Regions from separate parts of the Homo sapiens genome. Here regions 1, 2 and 4 are each linked to region 3. The links are chromatin contacts, found by Hi-C or POLR2A ChIA-PET in ENCODE. All regions are on one chromosome and are shown on one strand. Each heading gives the region's core, a stretch centred on a gene start or an enhancer-like site at or near the end of the contact. The rest is flanking DNA. Distances are from core to core; before and after follow the strand shown. Region 1 overlaps TTLL11 (tubulin tyrosine ligase like 11). Region 2 overlaps TTLL11 (tubulin tyrosine ligase like 11). Region 3 overlaps LOC107987016 (a long non-coding RNA gene). Region 4 overlaps TTLL11 (tubulin tyrosine ligase like 11).

The links. A loop is a pair of places that touch in the nucleus more often than their neighbours do. ChIA-PET counts read pairs that join two places held with the same protein, here RNA polymerase II (POLR2A). Pooled maps may share reads with other maps.
Region 1: a loop to region 3 is called in a map of endothelial cell of umbilical vein, with 2.5 times the contacts of the local background. The contact joins two enhancer-like sites. A Hi-C loop is called at or near these places in 2 of 168 maps with a recorded cell type or tissue (endothelial cell of umbilical vein and ovary) and 2 of 50 pooled maps.
Region 2: a loop to region 3 is called in a map of PC-9, with 7 times the contacts of the local background. The contact joins two enhancer-like sites. A Hi-C loop is called at or near these places in 2 of 168 maps with a recorded cell type or tissue (PC-9 and ovary) and 1 of 50 pooled maps. POLR2A ChIA-PET finds 5 or more read pairs at or near these places in 1 of 52 experiments (HEK293).
Region 4: a loop to region 3 is called in a map of endothelial cell of hepatic sinusoid, with 3 times the contacts of the local background. The contact joins two enhancer-like sites. A Hi-C loop is called at or near these places in 7 of 168 maps with a recorded cell type or tissue (GM23248, HL-60/S4, endothelial cell of hepatic sinusoid and 4 more) and 1 of 50 pooled maps.

Annotation. Positions count from the first base shown.
Region 1 is chr9:121,901,387-121,904,086 of GRCh38, forward strand. The region is part of intron 6 of TTLL11 (tubulin tyrosine ligase like 11); the gene reads right to left. Among named protein-coding and RNA genes, the nearest start is that of TTLL11, 190 kb to the right of the region's middle. Within about 2 kb of position 1,449, at least 4 of the 41 ENCODE cell types and tissues checked have a DNase peak (open chromatin) inside an H3K27ac peak, as active enhancers do.
Region 2 is chr9:121,882,976-121,885,675 of GRCh38, forward strand. All of the region lies in intron 6 of TTLL11 (tubulin tyrosine ligase like 11), which reads right to left. Among named protein-coding and RNA genes, the nearest start is that of TTLL11, 210 kb to the right of the region's middle. Within about 2 kb of position 1,382, at least 2 of the 41 ENCODE cell types and tissues checked have a DNase peak (open chromatin) inside an H3K27ac peak, as active enhancers do.
Region 3 is chr9:121,544,821-121,547,520 of GRCh38, forward strand. All of the region lies in intron 1 of LOC107987016 (a long non-coding RNA gene), which reads right to left. Among named protein-coding and RNA genes, the nearest start is that of GGTA1, 46 kb to the left of the region's middle. RefSeq lists a silencer at 1,350-1,399. Within about 2 kb of position 1,336, at least 2 of the 41 ENCODE cell types and tissues checked have a DNase peak (open chromatin) inside an H3K27ac peak, as active enhancers do.
Region 4 is chr9:121,971,131-121,973,830 of GRCh38, forward strand. All of the region lies in intron 6 of TTLL11 (tubulin tyrosine ligase like 11), which reads right to left. Among named protein-coding and RNA genes, the nearest start is that of TTLL11, 120 kb to the right of the region's middle. Within about 2 kb of position 1,426, at least 11 of the 41 ENCODE cell types and tissues checked have a DNase peak (open chromatin) inside an H3K27ac peak, as active enhancers do.

The DNA.
Region 1 (2,700 bases), core at 199-2,698, 360 kb after region 3:
GGAATTCTTAGTGTTCCAGGCTTAAAGTTCATTTTGTCAGAGAAGAACTGTGTTTGCTTCTGTCATGTGTCTGGGAACACCAACAACTTAGAACAGCTTTGAACTAAATTATAAGTATTCTGTTTTTCAAGTCACACAGATAATGTGAATTCCAACTCCAAACTCTTGTGAGATTGGGCTTATGGCTCTTAAAGAAGACACTGTCTTTCCCTCCCCCGAGAACCAAGGCCAACACTGGTAAGTATCCCTATATTGCCCTGCGGGATGGGTTTTTCCTGGTTCACTCGCTGAGAATGTGATCTTTCAGTGGTCCTGGTTTTATGTGGGAGTTTCCAATCTAATTTCCCTCATTGTTGGGTCTCTAGACTTTGTTTCTTGTCTCCATGTGGCCCCAAGGTCTAGGCCACAAGGGATTGTCAGATGCTTGCACGGAAACCCCAGTTTCAACACCTGTTCACTCCCTCTGAAGCTGTGTTTCCTCATTACTTTGTGTTTTCTCATTGCTTCTGGCTTCTGATAATTTTTTTGTACTTTCCTGCCAGCACATTCCTACATTAAATTTTTTATTTTTTATTTATTTATTTTTTAGCCAGCATGTACTGGGGAGTTTCTTCAGATATCTAATCTGTAATATTGTTAGACACAGAAGATCTATTGTGTGATCACACAAAAATTACTTTCATTGCTTTTCTCTCTTTATAAAAATAATATATATCCTCTATAAAGAAAAAATAAAACCATGGGCAATCAAGATGAAAATAAAAACCATTTCTCATCCTACAGCCCAGAAGCAACCAGTGAACACTTTGGTGCCTATCCTTCCTTATCTATATAAAATAGATCCTCCGTATTTGTTATTTTGAAAGCTTTTTCCTCCACCCAAACTATGATGAACATATTTTCCTGGACTTCACTATTCTTTAAGAACATCCTTTTAAGTTACCAGAGTGCACAGGTGTGCCATGATGGAGGTGGTTTTGAATAAAAGTCTGCCTGACTCCTGAGTTCTTACTTTTTCCATTGTTCTGTGCGAGGCATTTCCCTCTAAGCATTAGCTAAACCAGAGTAGTTAGGAACCTTGGAGAAAAAGATGTTTCTCACAGACTGTTTCAATTCCCTGTGTCCCACTTTAGGCTTAGTGTGTCTTTAATTGTGTGCAGCTGGGTTTATGCTTGATCTGTTTAGCCTGGAGTTTCTACCGAGTTGTTTTTTTTTTTAAAGGTCCTTAATGGGATGTTGACGGGTTTATCTCACTCTCCTTTTTCGTGCCTGTACTGAGTTTGAGTAAGTCATCAGCAAGCCCTCCATTTATGTGTTTTTAGTGGAGTCCAGATGCTTCTTTTCTGACGCAGATGGGAGTTAAACAGCAGACCCAGGGCCACAGGAATGGTCAGTGGCCACAGGAATGGTCAGCCATGCCATTCTCTGTGGACTTCTAGTTCGTCATTGTAACACGTGTTGGGAAACTCTAGAGCCTTTTCTGCTCTGACATTCAGCAAGCATTTTCTCTCTCTCACAGAGTCACAGGTTATCAGATGGGGGATATCTGCAGGTTCTACACTATAGACTATATCATCTACCCCTGGGACTCTTATCTCAAATGAGCCCAGCTGCTTGGGGGCTTTCCTATGACTACTGTAACCACATTTCCTTATCCAGAAGTTCAGACACATTCTCTGATGGCCTCGGTCCAAAGGTAATAGTCACAATGGGCCAACTCTCAGAGGCCTGCAATGTACCTGAAACTGCACTGTATTTCACATAGATCCTCTAATCCTCATACCACGCCTGCAATGCAACAGGCTCCCTATTTTACAGACAGAAAAACTAAAGATTAAAGAGAGGAGCTTGCCCAGCATCACAACAAATAGGAGAGTCAGGATTGGAGCCCGAGTCCCACTCTTTCCATCCTGCCGTACTGCTTTTTGCTCTTGGGTTTTTTAGAACACAGAAATTCTGAGGGCATGGGAAGAACACTTAGCTAAATCTTTGGCAGTCCCCAGGGCTTGGCTGAAAAGTACCTATCATATGTATGGCAAAGCTGGATGGCACTGGTAAAAGCAGCACCTGTTTTAAACTCAAAACTGGGTTCACATCCCAACTCTGTCACTGAGATGCTGTGTGACTTGGGCAAGTTCACTTAACTCTTCAGATCTTCTGTTTTCTTATCCTTAAAATGAAGGTAATACCTCCCTTGTAAGGTTGTTGTGAAGATTAGGTGAGATTTTATATAAATATATACATGTAACGTATGAATATGAGATTACATGTATTTATTTTTATGCACATTATTTTTTATAAAATGTTTTAAACACTCATTTTACACACACAGATATCCCATAGGCGCCCAGTGGCTGGTATAAGGCAGTCACCAACCTCTCTGGTTCTGCCACGTCTATACTTCGTGAATCTGTCAGTAAAAGCAAATCGGATGGTACAATTAAAAGGATTAGGTAAATGTAAAGTATTGAAAGAAAATATTGAGGTGTATCTTTTCTTCTGTGCTTTGAATGGAGTGACATTTATCTTGTTATTTTATAGCTGGGAGTTTGCAGGGTTTTCCAGCTCAGCTCAGGGATACCAAATACAACGTGGGTTAAATATACAAGCCAACTCAGCTTCATGCCCGGGCTAAGCCTGTCCATGAAACATAAACCGCGTTAATTCCCATATTCATGACAGAGTTCTCTTGGGGGAACA
Region 2 (2,700 bases), core at 132-2,631, 340 kb after region 3:
GTGATACAAAAAACACATGCTGATACATGATTGTGTAAGTAAAGTATTCTTTAAGACAGAGAACATGAAGAATTTGGGGTAATTTTGCCTGAAGACAAGAAAATGGGCAGGGTGACCTTTGGGCGTCATTTTTCAGCTTATGGGTCTATAAACCCATCTTTAGGGCAAAAATACCACATTAATAATTTATGGTGATGAGAATAACGGTCATTCTGGTTCCACCCCTTACCAATTGTGTGGCCTTAGGAAATGGAGATCAATACTCAGCCTCTGGTTCTCTTCTGTAAAATGGAGATGGACGATAGAATCCACTCTCCAGAGGTGTTGAGGGACTTGATGGGGTGGTATAAACAAGGGGCTGGCACCCTGGTTGGAACATCGTAAGTACCAAAGAAATGGTAGCTGTTATATGACTCCTTTGACATATATTTATTGAGTACTAACTCTGCAGCTAGGGATGTTGGGTCAACTCAAGCCCCACCTCCTCCAGGAAGATTTCGCGGCCTCCTTCGACCCATGACATTCTTTCCTCAAAGAACTCTGGTCCTATCAAGATTAGATTTTTTAAAGAATCTGACTAATAAATTAGGCATGCCTATTAGCAGTCAGGTCCAGAGAAAAAGTCTAACTTTTTACTTTATGCAATTTGAATTCCCTGAACATAGAGTTGTTGTCAAAATCCATTAAAGTATTTAATTTCTCTTGTCACTGCACAATTCCCCAAGCAGACATCCAGACAGTTTGCAGTGGTGTTTCTCACAGAAGTACTAAATGTTTAGTTATCAAGGTACATTTTTTAGATGATGCCTCCCTGATGGCTCTGGAGACTCTAGAGAGACTGTGTAAGTTCAAGCGCAAGGTTAAGGCAGGCAGCAGAGTGGCGAGAGCTGCAGGGAGGATGAATCACGCAGGCCTGGGCTTCAGCTCTGACACTGCCACTTCCTGGCTGACTGACCTTGGGGAAGGTACTTAACCTTACTGAGCATCAGTTTCCTCATTTGCAAAGTGGTGACAGCACCAAACCCACAGGGCTTTAGTGAGCACGAAGTGGAATACCAAATGTAAAGAACCCAGGAGAATGCCAGACACATCGCTGGTCCACGATACAAGATGGCTTAAAAATCCCAGAGATTTGCAGATGCACAGACTGGGGTCTAGAGGCTGCCGTCCCCATCCACCTCCCCCTCCCAGAGGGACAGCCCTAAGGAGCAGTGTGTTTATGGCGACACAATGGCCAGACCCACAGGGTCCTGCCTCTTCACAGTAGCCTCTCCCAACACCCATTCAAATCAATTATTACCCCACTTGACCGACTCACCCGGTGGGAGCCAAAGGTTTCCATGCCAACAGGAATGTGGTGGGCATCCCAACCCCCAAGAAAGAAAACAAAAGCGACTCTTTTAGTTTCCCTACTAACAAGCGCGGAGCTGAAGTCAGAGCTGTCTCTTTCTCAGTTGTCATGGCAACATCCACTGACCTACCCCGTCCTGCCAAACACACACGCGGGAGAGGGAGAGGGCAAGGGGGATGTGTGGGAGGTGGTGGTCCAGGGATGAGGGGCAGCAGAAACGCTCCACAATGCTCGGGAGAAAAGTACAAAAACACCCACTTTTACAAAAAAAAACCACTGGCAAATGCACCCCCCTTGCCAGGGAATGGAGAAATTCCAGTTTTTATTGTGTCGTTCCTTTGGCAATTATGAACAAATTTAGAGCCTATTCAAAAGGCCAGTTCAAACCAGAAGAGGGAACAATTATTAATTTCTCAGCTATGACACAGAGACAGGGGGCACTTCACTTGTACCTCTCCTGTCCTGCTCAGCATTTGGGAGACTGGGGTTGACGCTACTGTCTGCTGCCTCTCGCCACAGCTCAGGGCACAATCTACAGGGCAATTTCCCATTCCTGACCTAATGCAGCCTCAACAACAGCTTGGGAAGAACAAAGCAAGGCACCCACTCTGCAGGCAAGAAAACTGAATGCCGTGACCACAAACCCATGAGTACCCACTTCTGTTTTCTGTTTTCTAGTTTGCTCTCTGCCCCCAGAAGTCTTCACCCAGGAAAACACTTGAATTTGCCCAGATGGGATCAATTATTTCCCACACTCTTAGTCCTCGTGTAGCTTTGAAGAATCATTTTCTGGAAGTCCAACACCTGCCAGAAAATCCACCCAGATAGCCCACTTGCATCTCGGTAATCCAACGTTCCAGGATGAAGATAATACATCCCCTTGAACCTGCTTCTTGCTATTTCCATGTTGTTACTGGCAACTTCATCACCCCAGTGAGCCAAGCTCAAAACCCTGAAGTCAGCTTCGGATTCTCCCTCTTCCTCAGCCTGGTTTCTGGGGACTTGTACAGAAGTCTTCCACTGTCCGTTTTCCATTTGGAGGCTCTGATTCAAATATTCTGGGGCATCCTAGCAAGTGGAAAGCAGTGAGCAGTGGTTAACCACAAAGGCTGTGGGGTCAGGATGCTGGAGCTCTCGCTGCTTGGACACCTGTGTGCTAAGCACATCCTCTTATTTGATTCTCACCACGACCCTTTGAGGTTAGGATTCTTCTTCATATGATTCCCAGTTTCCATAAGAGACCGTTTCCCTATGAGACACAGAAAAATGGCATAATTTGCCCAAGGTCATCCAGCTTAGAAGTGGCAAAGCCGGCTTATGATTCTGGATTGGCTGGACTTAGAACTCTG
Region 3 (2,700 bases), core at 86-2,585:
GACAGAGCAAGAGCCTGTTAAAAAAAAAAAAAAAAGGCCAGGTGTGGTGGCTCACGCCTATAATCCCAGCACTGGGAAGCTGAGGCCAGCGGATCACTTGAGGCCAGGAGTTTGAGACCAGCCTGGCCAACATGACAAAACCTTGTCTCTACTAAAAATACAAAAATTAGCCGAGCATGTTGGCAGGTGCCTGTAATCCCAGCTACTTGGGAGGCTGAGGCAGGAAAATTGCTTGAACTGAGGCGGAGGTTGCAGTGAATCGAAATGGCACACTGCACTCCAGCCTGAGCAACAGAGCAAGACTCCGTCTCAAAAAAAAAAAAAAAAAAACATGCTCCAATTCGTTTACCGGTCCCTTCCCCCACCCTCCTTTGCCCTGATATCACAACTTTGCCCAGAAAGGACTCAGAGACCCCGCCCCTGTACTTGGGCGTGACAGTGCCCTGGTGTGAGGGGGCATCTTCCGCTGACCACCCGACTGACCCCATCCTCTGGTCCCTACTGTACGCTGTGAGTTACAACAGTGACCATGACCATAGGGCCTACTATGTGCAGGGTGCTCAACAGCCCTCACATAAGTGTCACAACAGTCCTGGAAGGTCCCTCACAAGCGAGGAAACTGAGGCAGGAGCCACGAGATCACTGGCCTGTCTGTGGCTGAGCCAGACTTGAACCTGGTCTGTCTGACTCCAGAGCACGTGCTTTTTCCGACACTTCCTGCCCCCCAGAGTCATCCCATTCCGGAATCCAGGCTCTGGGATCCCAGGGCCTCAGGGACTGGGCACCGTCCCCCCAACCACCGCCGAGGAGTGGGCGTTTCTACAGCCTTCTCCGTGGGCCTGCGACCCCCAGTGCGAGGGGAGGGCCGCTGGGGGCTCTGGAAACCCCCTCTTCCATGGGTGGGAGGCGAGGGGCTGAGGCGCAGCGCTGGGCTGGGCCCAGGCCGGCTTCGCCCACACCTGGGATGGAGGCGGAGGCGCTCCGGGTGTTCTGCAGGCGGGAGGCTTTCCACCCCGCTGGCCCCTCACGTCGGCGCATCCTCATGGGATCCTCACGAGGAGCGAGTGAGGTGGGCTCCATTCTTATTCTTTCCCCTGGCAGGAGGCGAGCAGAGGCTCCGGACTCCACAGGTGGCGCGTGGTGAGTAGCCAAGATGAGCTCAGGCAGCCTCTCCAAAGCAGGGGCGCTAACCTGGCCACCTCTCACACCCTGGCTCCCTGCTGGCCCTCTCCACCCCCGCCCGGTCCCTAAGGCCACATCTCTTCCCCGTCCTCGGCCAGCTCAGCCCAGGCCGTCCCTCCCTATGCCCGCCAGGGGGAGTGCGAGCTCCTTGCAAAGACCTCAGGAGGCCGCTGGGAAGGTCTGGACAGGCCAGGCGGGGCGGGAAGCAGGAGGACCCGCGGGGCGGGGACCGGAGCCGCTGGGAGGCCGCCCAGTTTGACGTCCTGCTCCTGCCCAGGCCTCGCCAGGCCCCGGCCCTCCGCAGGCCTCAGTTCCCTTGTCTATAAAATGGGAGGTGGAGCCCTTGGGAGCAGAGCTGCTCACCTTTTAAGAGCATGTGAGTCACCTGGGAATCTTTTTAAAGGCAGATTCTGATGCAGTGGATCTGGGGTGGGGCCTGGGAAGCCGCATTTCTAATGAGCTCCCAGGTAAGGTCCATGCTGCTGGATCCTGGATTCATCTCTCTTTTTTTTGTTGTTGTTTTGTTTTTTGAGACGGAGTTTCACTCTGTCGCCCAGGCTGCAGTGCAGTGGCGCGATCTCGGCTCACTGCAACCTCTGCCTCCTGGGTTCAAGTGATTCTCCTCCTTCAGCCTCCCGAGTAGCTGGGATTACAGGCGCCTGCCACCATGACTGGCTAATTTTTGTATTTTTAGTAGAGACGGGGTTTCAGTATGTTGGCCAGGCTGGTCTCGAATTCCTGACATCAGGTGATCCACCCGCCTCGGCCTCCCAAAGTGCTATTACAAGCTTGAGCCACCGCACCTGGCCTCTGGATTCATCTCTAAAGGACCCGCCAGCTCCGATGACAATTTGTTTTTTTGGGTTGAACGAGGAAGACCTGCCTGTGTCCCAAACCCTTCTGAAGAAGTGGCTGTTCATGTGGTCATTAACTTATTCCCTCATTCATTCATTCAACAAGCATCCTCTGAGCCTCTCTCTGTGACAGGTCCCTGCCTGGTGCCAGGGATATAGAAATAGACAAGATCCTGTCCTGCCCTTGAGGAACTCATGGACACAAGAACCAGAGATTAGCACCCAATGTGATCAGTGCTGGGGGAGAAAGAAGCCCAGGGCAGAGGTGCGAGAATACCAGAGGAGCCCCTCACTAGACATGTGAGGAGGTCAGGGAAGGCTTTTGGGGGAGAAGACCCCTCCCCCTCCCCCTCCTTTGTTTTTTATTTTTGAGAAAAGATCTTGCTCTGTCACCCAGCAATCACTGCTCGCTGTATCCTCAACCTCCCAGGCTCAAGCTCAGCCTCCTGAGTAGCAGAGATTACAGGTGAGTGCCACCACCCGGCTAATTTAAATTTTTTTTTTTTTTTTGTAAAGACAGAGTCTCACAATGTTGCCCAGGCTGGTCTCAAACTCCTGAGCTCAAGGGATCCTCCTGCCTTGGCCTCCTAAAGTGTTGGGATTACAGGTGTGGGCTCCACCTCCTCTTGATGAATGGGCAGAAGAGCACCAGGCAAAGGGGAGG
Region 4 (2,700 bases), core at 176-2,675, 430 kb after region 3:
CCCGCCCGGCCAGCCGCCCCGTCCGGGAGGGAGGTAGGGGGGTCAGCCCCCCGCCCGGCCAGCCGCCCCGTCCCGGAGGGAGGTGGGGGGGTCAGCCCCCCGCCCGGCCAGCCGCCCCGTCCGGGAGGGAGGTGGGGGGGGGGTCAGCCCCCCTGCCCGGCCAGCCGCCCCGTCCAGGAGATGAGGGGCGCCTCTGCCCGGCCGCCCCTACTGGGAAGTGAGGAGCCCCTCTGCCCGGCCAGCCGCCCCGTCCGGGAGGGAGGTGGGGGGGTCAGCCCCCCGCCCGGCCAGCCGCCCCGTCCGGGAGGGAGGTGGGGGGGGTCAGCCCCCCCGCCCGGCCAGCCGCCCCGTCCGGGAGGTGAGGGGCGCCTCTGCCCGGCCGCCCCTACTGGGAAGTGAGGAGCCCCTCTGCCCGGCCACCACCCCGTCTGGGAGGTGTGCCCAACAGCTCATTGAGAACGGGCCAGGATGACAATGGCGGCTTTGTGGAATAGAAAGGTGGGAAAGGTGGGGAAAAGATTGAGAAATCGGATGGTTGCCGTGTCTGTGTAGAAAGAAGTAGACATGGGAGACTTTTCATTTTGTTCTGCACTAAGAAAAATTCCTCTGCCTTGGGAAAAAAAAAAAAAAAGAAAATGTGGCATATATACACCATGGAATACTATGCAGCCATAAAAAAGAATGAGTTCATGTCCTTTGCAGGGACCTGAATGAAGCTGGAAACCGTCATTCTTAGCAAACTAACACAAAAACAGAAAACCAAACACTGCACGTTCCTACTCATAAGTGGGAGTTGAACAATGAGAACACATGAGCACAGGGAGGGGAACATCACACACTGGGGCCTGTCGGTGGGTGGGGACTAGGGGAGGGATAGCATTAGGAGAAATACCTAATGTAGATGACATGTTGATGGGTGCAGCAAATCACCATGGCACGTGTATACCTATGTAACAAACCTATATGTTCTGCACATGTATCCCAGAACTTAAAGTATGAAAAAGAAAAAAAAAAAAAAAGAATGCTGATGTGTCAAAGTCATCCTAAGAAAACTGTACTGCCATGCCATACTGGCATAAAAGGCTACCCAAATCTCCTTACAGTACCATACGATTTCTCAGAACCTAATATCTGCTGCTGAGACCAATAACTATTAGAGAATAGATTTTTGAGGAATGAGTTTTATTGCAGTAATTCTGACCAAATAGCAATTAATCCATTGCTTTTCCCTTGGGATGGCTAAAGAAGGCAGCTGCAGACACATACGTACTGGTGAACACATTATTTGGCTGCCATCGGGTCTGAGCTGCTCAGAGGACAGCTTTGAAGCACTGATCGGTGGAAGAAGCCACACCTGGTGGGATTGGCCCATGCAAACTACAGGTAAACATTCTCAGCCGAGTCTTGCCAACAATGGCAATCTGTGCCTCACACAGTCAAGAACACTCTTGACAAGAACTCAGCCGGGCCGGCGCCATCCAGCCTGACTCAGACTATGACCAATACTTCTTCAGGGTAATATTTCCTGCAGGGCAGTGGCACTCAGCCTTGGCTGCACAGCAGAATCACCTAGGGAACCTAGAAACTTTCTGTGGCCAGGCCTTCCACCCAGGCCAATTAAAATCAGCACCTCTAGAAGTGGAAACTCTAGTATTGGTTTTCTGAAAGCTGCCCAGAGGGTTCTAACGTGCAGCCAAGCGTAAGAAGCACTACCATAGGGTGATATTTGGGCTTGAGCCCAGGTGGTGAGAAGCCTTGGTAGAGGAACCTGCAAACCACCACTTGCTTGGGGAAGTCTGCATTCCTCCCAGTCTTGAACAATTACTGACAAGTGCTTTATTTGTCTGCGCTCATTAGGGTCAATCTGATTCGTCTAGGGATATGAGAAGTGCTATTTGAGATGCCTTTGATTTTTCTTCCTGAAACATTGACACAATGATATGTACTCAACACCTACTTTGTGAGAGCCTGGAATTTGGTAAAAACAAAACAACATACTCAAGTGAAATATTCATTTCTGGGGTGATTTCATGGAGGGAGGGCGAAGCACATATATCCACCAACAGCGCAATGTAATGTACCACTGAGTGGGTGGGGACGAAGCAGAATTACAAGTGTTGTAAATATCATAGAACTGTCATTAAATTGGCCCTGCCAATTTTGAAACTAAAAGTTTATACTGCAAGAGTGTAAACATGAAGAAAATAAAAAGGAAGCAACTCTTACCATGTCCTAGTTACCTATGGCCCTCTTCTCCTGCATTTTATTGTACTTTTCCTGTGCTTGAGGATTTCAAAGAGAAGCACTATGTGTGCAATGGTGGGCAAGTGGGAGGCCTGGCCTTGAGGGAGACAGCTTCTTAGAAGAGATATTCCGTATGGAATTCTGGGTTGAAAATTCTTTTCTTTAAGAATGTTGAATATGGACACAGGAAGGGGAACATCACACACTGGGGCCTGTTGTGGGGTCAGGGGAGGGGGGAAGGACAGCATTAGGAGATATACCTAATGTTAAATGACGAGTTAATGGGTGCAGCACACCAACATGGCACATGTATACATATGTAACAAACCTGCACGTTGTGCACATGTACCCTAAAACTTAAAGTATAATAATAATAAAAAAAAGGAAGAGACATTCCAGATTTGATAACACTCAGAAATTCATCAACGGAAGCCTATTTGTCAGATTACTCCGGAT